Regions from separate parts of the Mus musculus genome. Here region 1 is linked to region 2. The links are chromatin loops, found by intact Hi-C in ENCODE. Cell type or tissue: heart. All regions are shown on one strand. Links, peaks and the distances in the headings refer to the core of each region. The heading gives the core; the rest is flanking DNA.

Region 1 (6,040 bases), core at 1-4,000, 140 kb before region 2:
TAAGCATGACCTTAGTCCCAGTGTGACCGAGTTCCTCAGGCTTCGCAAGCATGACCTTAGTCCCAGCACTATCAGTCTTTCTTTGCATCCCAAATGTGTCATTTTGGTCCCCTCCTCTAACATGAGTTAAGGAAGCTCCTGGCAGAGCACTGTTAGGTAAACTGAAAAGACTAGTTCTATCTCAGCACTCAGGAGGAAGAAACAGGAGGATCTCTGTGAGTTTGAGGTCAGTCTACTCTATAGAGTGAGTTCCAGGACAGCTAGGACTACATAATAAGATCCTGTCTGGAAAAACAAAAAAACAAAAAACAAATCTAGTTCTACTATCCATCAAATACACAACTAGAAATCAGACACCCAGACAGTAGTAATTTGTCTGGAGGTCCATAGCCAGATTCCGCTGGTTTGGGCTGGGTACTCATTAACAGCCTGGGCATAGCATATGTGAAGCCCTGAGTTCAATCCTTGGCACCAACAAATAACTACTTCACTTATTTCAAGAGACACCTAAACAGAAATCAAAGCTGCCAGAAGGCCAAGCAGTGCTGGCTCACATCTTGACTCGGGAGGCAGAGACAGGTGGATCTCAGGGGCTATCCTGGGGTACAGTTTGAGTTCCAGAATAGCCAAGGCTACATTGAGAAACCCTAACTCAGGGGAAATTTTTTTTTCCATTAAAGATCAATGGCAGGGACATGAAAAGGGACAGTAAATGTATTCTTAATTTTTGTAGGAAAGCCAAATGAAGGGCTGGGGATGGAACCCCATGGCAGAGCACTTGCTTAGCATACGGGAGGGTCTGGGGTTGATCCCCAACATGAAGAGAAAAACAGGACAAAGCAGGAGAAAACAACAGTCCCCTAAACACAGCCAAATGACTACTGCATTCAGGCCTTTCACGGGCAGGGAGCTGGTGCATCTGGTCACATATGTGCCTATGGAAGCCCTGTGTGCCACTCCTCAGATCACAGATAAGCCAGCTTGTTAGGACAGAGGAGATTTACAGAAGCCGGGCTAAGTCTGAGCCTGGACGTTGTATAACACTGCTCTGAGTGACAAAGCTCAAGCTCTCCATCTGAGAAACAGAAGAGTAGAACCTGGGCCACAGAATTACCATGAGGATGAAGTAAGAAAATACCACTAAGGCGCTTAGCACACTATCTGAGGAAGCAAAAAAATAAACGGTAGCTAGTGTTACAAGTGTTCAAGAGTGTAACTGGTAGCTGCCATAGGCACGCTCTGGTTAACTCAGCCACTTGGACCCAACACCTCCACTACTCTCTCACGTGTCTATTCCCTAAGGAGAAACAAAGGTCAGCAGAGGTCACCCAGTGGACCTGCTGGATGACTGGCACCAGCACCACATACATAGCAGCTGCCACCAGTGACATCAGACTGTCCTTGAGACCATAGCTTCAGAATGGAGCTGTGGCTTAAAAGTAAAAAGCCCTGACCAAAGTTGGAAGATCCTGTTCTGCTTGCCGCTGTCCTACTTCACAGGAAATCCTCTTATCAGATCTGCTGAGCACTTGAGAGTCACCTCCCCGGTGTCCAGATGCCAGAGCAAGCAGGCCAGACACACCGAGAGGAGAGCGGTGCCTGGGGAAAGGGAGCCCAAAACAGGCCTCCAGGTCGGTGCACCCTGCAGGGAGCACAGGACAGGCCTCCAGGTCGGGCACACCCTGCTCAGCCACCAAGGAAGGAAGCGGAGCTCTAAGACAACGCTTGTGATGGCACGGAAAAATGCCCTTAAAAATGGCGTGAAGGGCTGGAGAGATGGCTCGGTGGTTAAGAGCACTGCCTGCTCTTCCAGAGGTCCTGAGTTCAATTCCCAGCAACCACATGGTGGCTTACAACCATTTTAATGAGATCTGGTGCCCTTTCCTGGTATGTCTGAAGACAGCTACAGTGTACTCATATAAATACAACAAATAAATCTTTTTAAAAAATGGAGTGAAAAGAAGAGCCCCTAGGCTGAAGAGATGGCTTAGCGTGGGAGAGCACGTGCTGCTCTTGCAGAGGACCCAAGTTCAGTCCCCAGAACACACATGGCTGTTTACAACAATCTGTAACTATGGTTCTCGGGGACCTGGTGCCCTTTTCTGGACTCTGCAGGCGCCAGGCACACAAGCAGTGCACTTAAATACACACAGGCAAAATATACACATAAAATAAAATGTAGTTTTTAAAACAATATTTAAAAAGTCACCTCATAAAACTAACAGATGTACACAGAGCCACCACTAACATCCCCATGTTACATCTGGATGACACACACCAGGAAGCTCTTTCTGTTCACTCATACCCCAACTTTTCAAAAAGGATTGACGGCACCGTGTTTTGGATGTTGATAGATAGTGTTTTGACAAGTACAATGTCGCTGGACGCACACGCCCTCCAGGAGAGACTACTCACCCTCCCTCGCTCTCGGCGTCTGTGAGTGCAGCCCCTGAGGAGGCGGTGAAGTAGACAGAGCTGGAGCCCGTGGAGTCACTCCTCTCTCTGGCAAAAGGGAACCTGCGCCGCCGGGCCACTCTCTGGTTCTCTTCTATATGAGAGCTGGAAAACAGGCACCACCCCAGAGTGCACATTAGGACTCACACAGCCTGTCTCTTCCTCCTTCCTCCCTCATTAAAGCATCAAGAAAGGAGAAGATTCTGAGTCTTTGCTCTCAGGAGACTAAGGACAGCGCTTCAGGCTACCTCCTGGCAGACTAAACTGGGAAGAATCGAGGTTGGGCTGCTTCAATAGGCCAAAGGGCACAGCAGGAGCAACGCGATTAGGGAAAGGAAGGAACCAGACGCGCAGCCTCCTCCACCCTGGGTCAGCAGCTATAGGATGGGCTTGTTTAGAACCACAAAGAGCAGAGCAGAACACATCCTAGCTGAAAAGCCATAGGAAAAGTCAAGCAAGAGACCCAGCCACTCACCGGACCTCCCCAACAATCTCCCCAGCTAGTCCTTGCAGGCTTCTCTGAAGCTCCTCCACCTCGCGCCGCAGCGCCATAAGACTGGTCAGCACAAAGTCCAGGCGGTCCAGCACCTTCTCCTGCCCTTCCTGTGAGAGGCTGGGCAGTATGGCAGCATCTCCAGCTTCACCTGGGATAGCCCGAAACTGTGTCACTGAAGCAAGGCGAACAGAGATACCCATGAGATATAGTGAGGGAAAGAAACAAAACCGTTCAAATCTAGACTTCTAGAGCACTTGCTTCTGTTGTTCTGTTTGTTTGTTTTTATGTACATTGGTGTTTTGCTCGCATGGATGAGGGAGTCGGATCCCCTGGTTACAGACAGTTGTGAGCTGCCATGTGGGGGCTGGGATTGGACCCAGGTCCTCTGAAAGAGAATTTAGTACTCCTAACCACTGAGCCATCTGTCCAGCCCTCTTGGTTTTTTGTTGTTGTTGGTTTTGGTTTTTGTTTTTTGAGACAGGGTCTATGTAACTCCAGCCGTCTGGGAACTATGTAGGGTTTAAAGGCATGAGACATGAGCTGGGCCATTTCCTTCTCCTGGAGTTCAATTCACAGAAAAGAATTTGAGCCTCTGGGAGCATACATTTCACAGCTAAGTCGTAGACAAGTCACTATTCAGAAAAAAGAAAGCAAACGTTAAAATCTGAACCAACAAGATGGCTCAGTGGGTAAAAGTACTCGCTGCTGAGGCTGACAGCCTAGGTTCAAAGCCTAAACCAACATGGGGGGGGGGGGGGCAGGAATCAGCTCCTGCACACAGAAGTGCTGTGGAATGTTTATATACTGGTGTGTCTACACGTGTACACACACACACACACACACACACACACACAGAGACACACACAACCTCTAAGGTCACAGTCTCTAAAGAAACACTACTTGAAGAACCTTTAGAACACAGCAGGTAGTGTACAATGCCTGCAAGGGTGTGGTACCTACAAGGCAGGGCAGCTGCTCTGCTATAGTCAAAGAAAACCTTTGGCCAGGAGTGATAGCCTCAGAGGTGGTGGCAGGAGGGTAAGGAGTTTAAGACTAGCTTCAGCTAGACAGTATTCGAGGCTAACCTAAGCTATATGACCTAAGCCCTGTCTCAAAAATACAAAAAGGAAAAAAAAAGTCTCTGGCCTTATAGTGCTAAATACCAGGTAGTCAACACCAACTACCCAGTAAAACAAAAACTGGGTTTGTTCAAATCCTGATCTCTGAGTGAATAGTAACTGCCTCTCTTGAGGCCATAATTAATCTCATCAGAGCAGAGCAAAAAGAAAATGAACAGTCACCAAGAAAAGGTCCATGGAAAAAAACTGGCCAAGCTCCGTAAGAAAATAGTTACCAAGCTGAATCCTCTCACCCTGAACTGAGCGTGAATGAATTAGGAACTTGGTAGACATTTAAAGCAACTGGACTAGAATATACAATATGGAAGACGGCAGGCCCCATGGAGCAGACATGCATACATCCCTCGTTAGAGGAAATCTAGGCCAGCAGTGCCAGGGTACACCAAGGAAGATAACTAGAATGCGTAGGCTTTCTCCCATCCTCATGGGAGGCCAGACAACTGCTAAAACATAACAAATGAGCAAAGTACAAGTGAGGAGAAAGCCAGGTCACTGGCCCTGCCACGTTACCACTATGTTATCAGACGCTGACAGCTGCAACCTAGGGTGATAAGTGCGCAGACACTCTTGCAGAACTCACATTCCCAGTTAGCACTGAATCAGAAGATATATGAGTGCAGTGGTCACAGAAAACATTTCCAATCAGCACGGAACGAGGGGGGCTACACGAGCCTCTGTCACCCAAATAAGGGGAGCGATTCAAAGCCCCAGCTGCTCTGCTTAAATGACTTAACCTGAAGACTTTTTACAAAACGAAATCCATTTCATCTGTCACTGCTGGCTTTCAACCATTTGGCTTGAGTTGCATGAATGTGCTCTCAGCCTGTGCTGTGGAAAGTCCACTGGACCAGACGACTGGGTCCAGCTTTACCTCTTACTCTGTAACAACCTCGAGAAAGTTACACAATCCCTATGAATCTTTCTTCATAAAAGGGATTTTTCAAACTTGGATTACTCTCCAAACACGACTTCATATCTGGATACATATATTCACGCCACCAGAACTTTTAATTCCAATGAGATTATTTCTTTTTCCTTCTTTCAGACTCTTCCTCTGTCAAACACACCCCTCACCCAGCACTTCTCAAATGCCCTCCGTACACATTCATGGGCGCGACCAGAACTAAAAGTGAAAGCTACAGTCCTGCACCAAGCTTTCCTGGAATCGGAGGAAAGGGCACAGCTTTCCTTTTTGGTGAGTTTTTCCTAAAACTGTGAAACTCAGCCTTTCCACTGCCCCGCCATCCTGCTCTGCGAAAGACAGCCCGAGCCCCAGTGCCATCAGTAAGTTATGACCTGTGCTCTTACCCTGGCGTCCACGCTCTGAAGCCTGCGCATAGTCCAGGGAGTTGGGCAGACTGTGACTCCGGCCATGGCGCTGGGTCCGTTTCCATCGCTGGCTGTAAAGGACGCACAGGAATCCAAGGCCGGCGGCAGTACCAAGTAACAGTCCCAACCCGGCGCGGGAGCCGCCCAGGGCCCCCAGTCTAGACATAGTGTACCTGCAGCCCGCGTAAGAAACAGGAGCGAACCGAGAGAGAGTCATGAGGCCGGCCCTCCACCCCCGAGGCAGAACCCGTTAGCCACGGCCTCACCCAGGTCCGGCCGGACGGTGCCGCAGCCCCCGGCTCACCCAGGTCCAGCCCGCGGGTGCCGCAGCCCCCGGCGCAGACGGACGCCCTGCCAAGAGGCAGCAGCGCCGGTCCAACGCGCCCCTGCCCAGTGCAGTCCGGCTTCCGCGCCCCTGGCCTCCCAACACCCTGTACGTGACAACCTCGCAGCCGGCTGCACACTCTCGGCCTTCCGGCGCCCCCCGAAGCCACGCTGGGCCCGCAGGAGACCAACTCAGACCCTTACCCAGCCACCAGCCACCATGGCAGCAGCAGGCACCGCGCTTTCACTCTGTCAATGATTTTGACGTCCTTAATCCGCGCCACCTGCTCCGCGCACG
Region 2 (7,254 bases), core at 3,255-7,254:
TTCCAGCCTGTGAAAAGAAAAGTTTTAATGACTTCTCTGCTCCTAAAAAGCAACAACAAATTAAGGCTGCTGGAAATGTGATCCCAACAGGACTGGGCTCCTTCAGAAACCTGCATTGGAATGTGGCGGTAATGTTCACGTGGTTCTGGCTTTACAGTCAAGAAGGAGAAAGGGGGTTGTGGGATATTCCTCCACAGCTGCTGAGGCCAGACAGGTAACAGTGAAGTCCCTGTGTGTTGGCCCTGAAGGTGTGAAGAGAAACCCTGAACTGTTCTGGAGACTACAAGATGCTGGACATGTCAGAGATAAAGGAGGCCTGTTAGGGAGAGCTGTGTACAGGGAGTGGAATTGGCCTAGGAGAGAGAATTAGGTTGTAGGCAGCAAAGCCAGAAGGGTGGAGCCAACTAAGGCCTTTGACTGGGAGTCACAGGATTTGGAGTTTGCCTTGCTGGGTTTCAGTCTTGCTCTGGCTCTGTATTTCTCCACTCTATTCCATCTCCTTCCCTTTGAAAAGATGCTGCATATTCTGGGCCATTGTATGCTCAAAGTATCTGCAAAAGGATACTGAGAGTATCTCCTTCACTGGGCAAGGTTCAGGCCTATAATCCCAGGACTCTAGACGAAGAAGCTAGAGGGTCAGGAGTTCAAGATCATCAGCTACATAATCAATTTGAGGATAGTCCAATTCATATGAGACCCTGTCTCAAGGCTCTCCCTTCAATGAGAAAATAAAACTCTGCCTATTTCCTGACACTGTAGGATGAGCTCATTTTTTTTTTTTTTTTTTTTGGAAGTGTTTAGAGAGTACTCTTCGAGAGTAGACTCTCACAGCAGCTCCTTCTTGGCCAAAGCTGGTTTTCTCAGATGAGGTCAAGACTCTGCCTGAGAACTATCAAACAGATTTGTCAGGTAAAGTAACTTTCAGAGGTTTGTCTTCTGTGAACCAGATGAAAAGGAATTCTGCGGCCCAAGGTGGTTTGTTGGGTGAAGGGGGTAAAGGCCTTGATGTCAAGTTGGATGGCCTGAGTTGGGTCCCTGGAACCACACAGTGGAAAGAGAACTGTCTGCCACAAGTTGTCCTCTGTCCTCCACACGCACAGTGACACATGCCCTCATTCACCCCAGTGTGCACGGCATCAATAAATGTAATTGCTTTTTTAGATGTATTTACTTTTGATGTGTATGAGTATTTGCCTGGATGAAAGTATGTGCACAGACTTTAGATGCCCCTGGAACCAGAGTTACAGATAGTTGTGAACCACCATGCTAGTGCCAGGAACCAAACCCAATTTCTGTAAGAGTGCTCTTGCTTGCTTAGCCTTCTCACCAGCCCTCTAGTTTAAATTAAAGCAACAAACAAACAAACAAGTGATGAAGAATTGCATGAAGGAAAAGTAAACTTAAGAAAATAATAGCCGGTTGTGGTGGTACACGCTGGTAGGATTTGCTGAAAGAGGCAGAGGCAGGAGGATTGTGAGTTTGAGGCCAGCCTAGGCTACACATTAGCCTTTCTGGTGGTGACAACCTCCCTAAGAGAGCAGGCCTCGAAAAGGATCTCTTTCATCCCTCTACTGAGGAGAAGAGGAAATGCAAGAAAAATCGCCTGGTGCAGAGCCCTAATTCCTACTTTATAGATGTGAAATGCCCAGGATGCTATAAAATCACCATGGTCTCTAGCCATGCACAAATGGTAGTCTTGTGTGTTGGCTGCTCCACTGTCCTGTCAGCCTACAGGTGGGAAAGCAAGGCTGACAGAAAGACGCTCCTTCAGGAGGAAGCAGCACTGAAAGCCCCTGACTCAAGATGAGTGGGAACCTTCCCAATAAACACATTTTGAATATAAGAAAAAAGAAAATAATAACAATGTCTAAGGATTAGCCTTGTAGCTCAGGCCTGCTGTCCTAGCATTCAGGAGGCAAGAGAGTAGAATGGTCATGAGGCTTGTTTTGGGGGTACAGAGTAAGGCTTGGTCTCAAACAACAACAGCAATAACAAACTGGACATGGTAGTACGAGTTATGTCATAGTTCTCAGGAGAAGCATCAGGAATTCAAAGTCATCTTCACGGATACCTGGTAAGTTCAAGGCTATCCTGGGCCACATAGTGAGTTCTAAGTCTGCTTGGGACACATAAGACCCTGTCCCAAAAAGCAAAATATATAAAGCGTATATATATTTTTAAAAGATTTATTTATTGTATATAAGTACACTGTAGCTGTCTTTAAACATACCAGAAAAGGGCACCAGATCTCATTACAGATGGTTGTGAGCCATCATATGGTTGCTGGGAATTGACCTCAGGACCTCTGGAAGAGCAGTCAGTGCTCTTAACCGCTGAGCCATCTCTCCACTCCCCAGATCCCCCAAATCAGTTGTTTTGTTATCTCTTGTCCTCTACTTGGTAACAGTCTGACATTTGGGCCCAGTCTTGTTGTTGTCAGTGCTGGGGCTTGAATCCAGACCTATACACTTCAGGCTCAGGGAACTGTTTGTTTGCTTGTTTTATATATTTGTTTGTTTATTTAATATATGTGAGTACACTATAGCTGTCTTCAGACACACTAGAAGAGGGCATTGGATCCCATTACAGATGGTTTTGAGCCACCATGTGCTTACTGGGAATTGAACTCAGGACCTTTGGAACTTACTATGAAAACCAGACTGAACTTGAATTCATGGAGAGGTGCCTGAATCTACATTTTTTAAAAATCTTTTTTAATTATTTATTTTGCTTTTGCTTTTCGATGACAGGGTTTCCCTGGCTGTCCTGGAACTCACTCTGTAGAACAGGCTGACCTGGAACTCACAGAGATCTGCCTGCGTGGGATTAAAGGTGTGCCCCACCACTGCCTGGCAACTCTATTTTTAAACAGATTCTTCCCTGGGCCTGGAACTCCCTCATTGTTAGATTGGCTGGTCAGTCGGTGCTGGGAGTCACCTGTCTTGTCTCACAGCAGTGCTGGGGTTTCAGAGGCTTGCTTTGTTGTTTTAATCACTCTGTTGGGGTCAAAGGTGTGTGTCACCTTACCCTGCCAGATACCTGCCTTAATGTGGCTGCTGTGACTCCTTCCTCAGCAAGCACTTTACCCACGGAGCTATCTCCCCAGCCCTCCCTGGTTTTGAAATAAGGCTTCATGCAGCCTAGGCTGGCCTCTACTTTGTTCTTACAGTCAAAGATGAACTTTTTCTTCCTCTTTAAAAATTTTACCTACCTTTCTTTCTTTCTTTCTTTCTTTCTTTCTTTCTTTCTTTCTTTCTTTCTTTCTTTCTTTCTTTCTCTCTCTCTCTCTCTCTCTCTTTCTTTTTCTTTCTTTCTCTCTCTCTTTCTTTCTTTCTTTCTTTCTTTCTTTCTTTCTTTCTTTCTTTCTTTCTTCCTTCCTTCCTTCCTTCCTTTCTTCCTTCCTTCCTTTTTCTTTTTCTTTCTTAAAATTGAATGCTTCAAGAATTTCCAAGCACAGGGGCCTATGCTAACCTTCTCTGTATTGTTTCAATCTTTTAGTATGTATGCTACTATAACATGCCCCCCCCACTGCTCTCTCTTATTCTCTTATAATTTTATTTATTTATTTATTTATTTATTTATTTATTTATTTATTTATTATCTATATTTATTTATTGTTTTTTTTTTTTTCCGAGACAGGGTTTCTCTGTGTAGCCCTGGCTGTCCTGGAACTGACTCTGTAGACCAGGCTGGCCTCGAACTCAGAAATCCACCTGCCTCTGCCTCCTGAGTGCTGGGATTAAAGGCGTGCCCCACCACTGCCCGGCTTCTTTTATAATTTTGACCTTGAGATTCTAACCCTCCTATTCCCACTTCCTGACTGCTGGGACCATAGTCACCATACCTAGTTCTGTGCTGTGCTGAGGGCCTCATCCTATGAAACTAAACAAACCCTCTTGTCTGCCAAGTAAGCTAGATCCATAGTCTCCAATTTCATTAAAATCTAAACCTTTTCAATTCAACAGCAAATCCAAGGCTGAGGATGGAGCCCACGATGTAGCACTCACACAGTATCTGTGAGGCGCTGGGTTTGATTCTTCGGGTCTGGATCTTAATTTAGTCAACAATCCGCTATTAAATACTAGTAATATTTAAACACAAACTCACCACTCAGTGATTTGTATAACATCCGACTGTCCGCACACCGTTAAGAGATTTTTTTTTTCTCATTTTATAAATGTAGAAACTGAGCCATGAGAGAGTTCGTTTATGCAAATGTCTAATAAACATTCACTAGTTAGTTATTGGTGACTGCCCTGGAGCAGGTTACAGGTAAAGCTGGGGTTCCCCAGTAAGTTCCCTAGCAGTGCCCTGAGCTCAGTCATGTGACCTCCACCCCCTCTCATTTGGCTCCTCCTCTGTTCCCACCAGCCAGGTCTCCAGCTGTCCCCACACTCTCCTTCATCTGCCTGCCATACCTAACCTGTCACTAGGTCTCTGGTGCCTTCCTCTGAGATGGTCTCCCACTTCCCAGCTCTCTCTCTCCCGGATGGATACATAAGGCCTGTCTTCTGCCTCAGGTCTCATGTCCTTTTCAAACACCTGCTTCCCAGTACCAACATCAGATCTTATCCCCAGTTATAGCCTCCAGTGGATCACACGATAGCTTCCACAGTCTGCCCAAGGCCAGCCCCGCTTCCTCTCCACCCCATTACACGGCTTATAGGGTTTCGCTCGTGACTTTCCTGAAGACTATATATAACCCCCTTTTCTTTTTCTGATACTAGGGCTTGATCCTAAGGCTTCCCACATGCTAGACAAGGACAGTCAACATCACTCAACGTATAGAGTGCCTGGAAGTAGCCTGCTTCAGTTTTCCCGGTGACCCTTGCCTCTCCCCCTACACTAAGGAGCTACTATGAGGCAGCTTACTTAACCTGGCCATTGCGTTGTCAATTTCTTTCTGTTTTGTTTTCTGGGGGTCTGTAGCCCAGTCCTTAGTAATCCTCCTGCCTCAGCCTTCCCACTGCTGGAGATTAAATTTTGTATGGTTTTCTTTTTGCGGTGTAAGGAAAAAAAAAAAAAATCCAGGTCTTATACCCGCTGGGCAAGGTGCTTATGCACCACTGAGCCACACTTGTGACCCATTCAGCTACTTCCTCTGGAAGCTAGGGGGCCCTGGGGTGAAAGAAGGGACACTCAGACTGTTCTGCCTGTGCCTGTGAAGGTGGACTGAGGCAGCAATTCGATTGAGGAACAGGAGGTAGTGTGACAGATGGAGGAGCACCGCCGGCCTTTCAGTGACAGTCTGAGGGAGTGAAGTCTGAGCTGCGGAAGCCTAGGATCCGCGCAAGCCTGTTACTGGACGCCGCTGGGAAATCCCGGGCTGCCTCCTAGCGCCAACATGAGGAACTGCAGCAGCAGGGTGGCCCGCAAGCGCTCCTCCCCCGCCGCGCCGAGTCTCCGACAACGCCTCCTTGTGGAGGCTCAGGTGCCCAGGACTCCAGTTAACACTCGCGGCTGAAAAACCCGGAAGCACGTCATAAGCACGCGTCACGGGGGCGGGAGTCAGCTGAGCTGCCTGGGCGAGGTTGTGATTACCTGGGATCTGCTAAGGGGAGCCTATAATCTCTTGGGACTGGAGCTGGGGTGCAAAGCTGCGCCATGGACTAGTTGGGGCTCCTCGATCGTCTCGTCCTTCACAGAGAAAGCGAAAAGGGCCCCAGAATTTTTAAAAGGTTCTCAGGATCTGTCAGACGCTGGGGAAGCACAACTTGCAAATCCAGGACGACCGGGGTCCCAGTTGTGACCCCCAGCCCCCAGATCAGAGATCCAGAACTTGATTGCCATGGCGTCCATCCTGGATGAGTACGAGGACTCATTGTCCCGCTCGGCCGTCTTGCAGACTGGTTGCCCTAGCGTGGGCATCCCCCATTCTGGTAAGTTAGAAGAGGCCGCCTCTGCCCCTTTCTGTTATGGTAGCATTTACGGGGGAGAGAAGCTCTAGAGCTTGCAGCGTGTGTTTAGGATCTAAGCCCCAGGCCTTTCTTGTCTTGCCCAGCTTGTCATTGGTCGAAGTTTGAAAGAGCCACAGGAACAGCCTCGTGATCTAGGCCTTAACTCAAAGGTCCTTCAAAAGAGGGAACTTGGGCTCAGATAAGGAAGTACTTGTTACTTTTGTCTATAGGCTGCAGTTGGGAGAACTGAATATAGGTTCCAGGCTTCTGTGTCTTGTTCTATGGATTTTTTTTAAAGCTTTTGGAGTCTGTGTATGTGTTCGTTCCCACCAGACTTCATCTTGAGGTAGCAGAGGAGGCAGAATGAGCACTGAACTTGGTGGAACGTGAATGTTATAAGTGAAGGAGGGTCGATCCAAAAGGGAATTTTGTTACTGAACAGGAACAATGGAGATGATTGTCCCGGGGTAAAGCTGGCTGCAGTTTAGAGTGTAGGAGAGCAGCGCAGGGTTACCCACACTATGATGATATTGCAGCGGACTATCGAGAAAGCAACTGTAGCCTATGAACTGGACTGATAGGACTGGGTTCCCAGAACTCTCTACATACAATGGAGACTCACTGAACCATACTGTGTGGACAGCAAGGAAGGGACTTTAGTTTCTCTTGGCCAAAGACCATAAGGGAGAATGCCAAAACCATCCTCCCTGTACTGTCTCCCCCCACCCCCGTTACCACTGGGAACGTGCATATCATGATACAACCTCATCTCAGGCACAGAGAACCAATCCCTTACTACTGTCACAAGTGTGGGAAGAGCCCAGGACCCTTCCAATAAAGACAACCAGAAAACTATTTCATGTTGAACTCTTTATGAACCAAGACCCTGTGGGTAGGAATATACTTGGGAAGCAGAAGTATCAGCTAACACTGGGGTTTCTCTGGGTTTCTGGGTGCCTCACCCCCCTCTGGACGCCTTTTTCTCTTGTCTTCCCCACCTATAGGGTATGTAAGTGCCCACCTGGAGAAGGAGGTGCCCATCTTCACCAAGCAGCGGGTTGACTTCACCCCCTCGGAGCGGATCACTAGCCTCGTGGTCTCCTGCAATCAGCTCTGCATGAGCCTGGGCAAGGATACACTGCTCCGGTAGTATCTTTGGAGACTTTTAGCTGACTAGGGTCTTTTTCCATACTTAGCAAATGACACAATAGCTTTTCAGGAGATGCACTATTCCTTCCCAAAGAGAACCAGTGTGGTGGCTGAAGATCAGAGAGAACTATGTTCAGATTCCACCCATGCTGTTGAACGAGTCAGCTAATCATTCTGGTCTTTCAACAGGGGGAAAGGTGCTCTCAGC

What was found. Peaks named below come from ENCODE experiments on the same cell type or tissue, not always from the same donor. Only the 100,000 strongest peaks of a DNase experiment are listed, where the experiment ranks them.
Region 1: it touches region 2 in a loop (4-fold over the local background); 1 of 42 quality-filtered maps calls a loop at or near these places.

The regions. Positions count from the first base shown.
Region 1 is chr2:119,150,961-119,157,000 of GRCm38, forward strand. Rmdn3 (regulator of microtubule dynamics 3) reads right to left here. Exons shown (of 13, transcript NM_001033136.3): 1 at 5,947-6,040; 2 at 5,398-5,591; 3 at 2,930-3,122; 4 at 2,416-2,559. The coding sequence starts at 5,584. Among named protein-coding and RNA genes, the nearest start is that of Rmdn3, 3.1 kb to the right of the region's middle. In heart, for the core only: no CTCF peak of the experiment used is centred there; no DNase peak of the experiment used is centred there; H3K4me3 peaks cover 376 bases.
Region 2 is chr2:119,283,252-119,290,505 of GRCm38, forward strand. It overlaps Vps18 (VPS18 CORVET/HOPS core subunit), which reads left to right and starts at 5,491. Exons shown (of 5, transcript NM_172269.3): 1 at 5,491-5,879; 2 at 6,902-7,043. The coding sequence starts at 5,789. It also overlaps the pseudogene Gm14175. In heart, for the core only: a CTCF peak has its summit at 5,351; DNase peaks (open chromatin) are centred at 5,420 and 5,900; H3K4me3 peaks cover 2,039 bases; H3K27ac peaks cover 1,438 bases.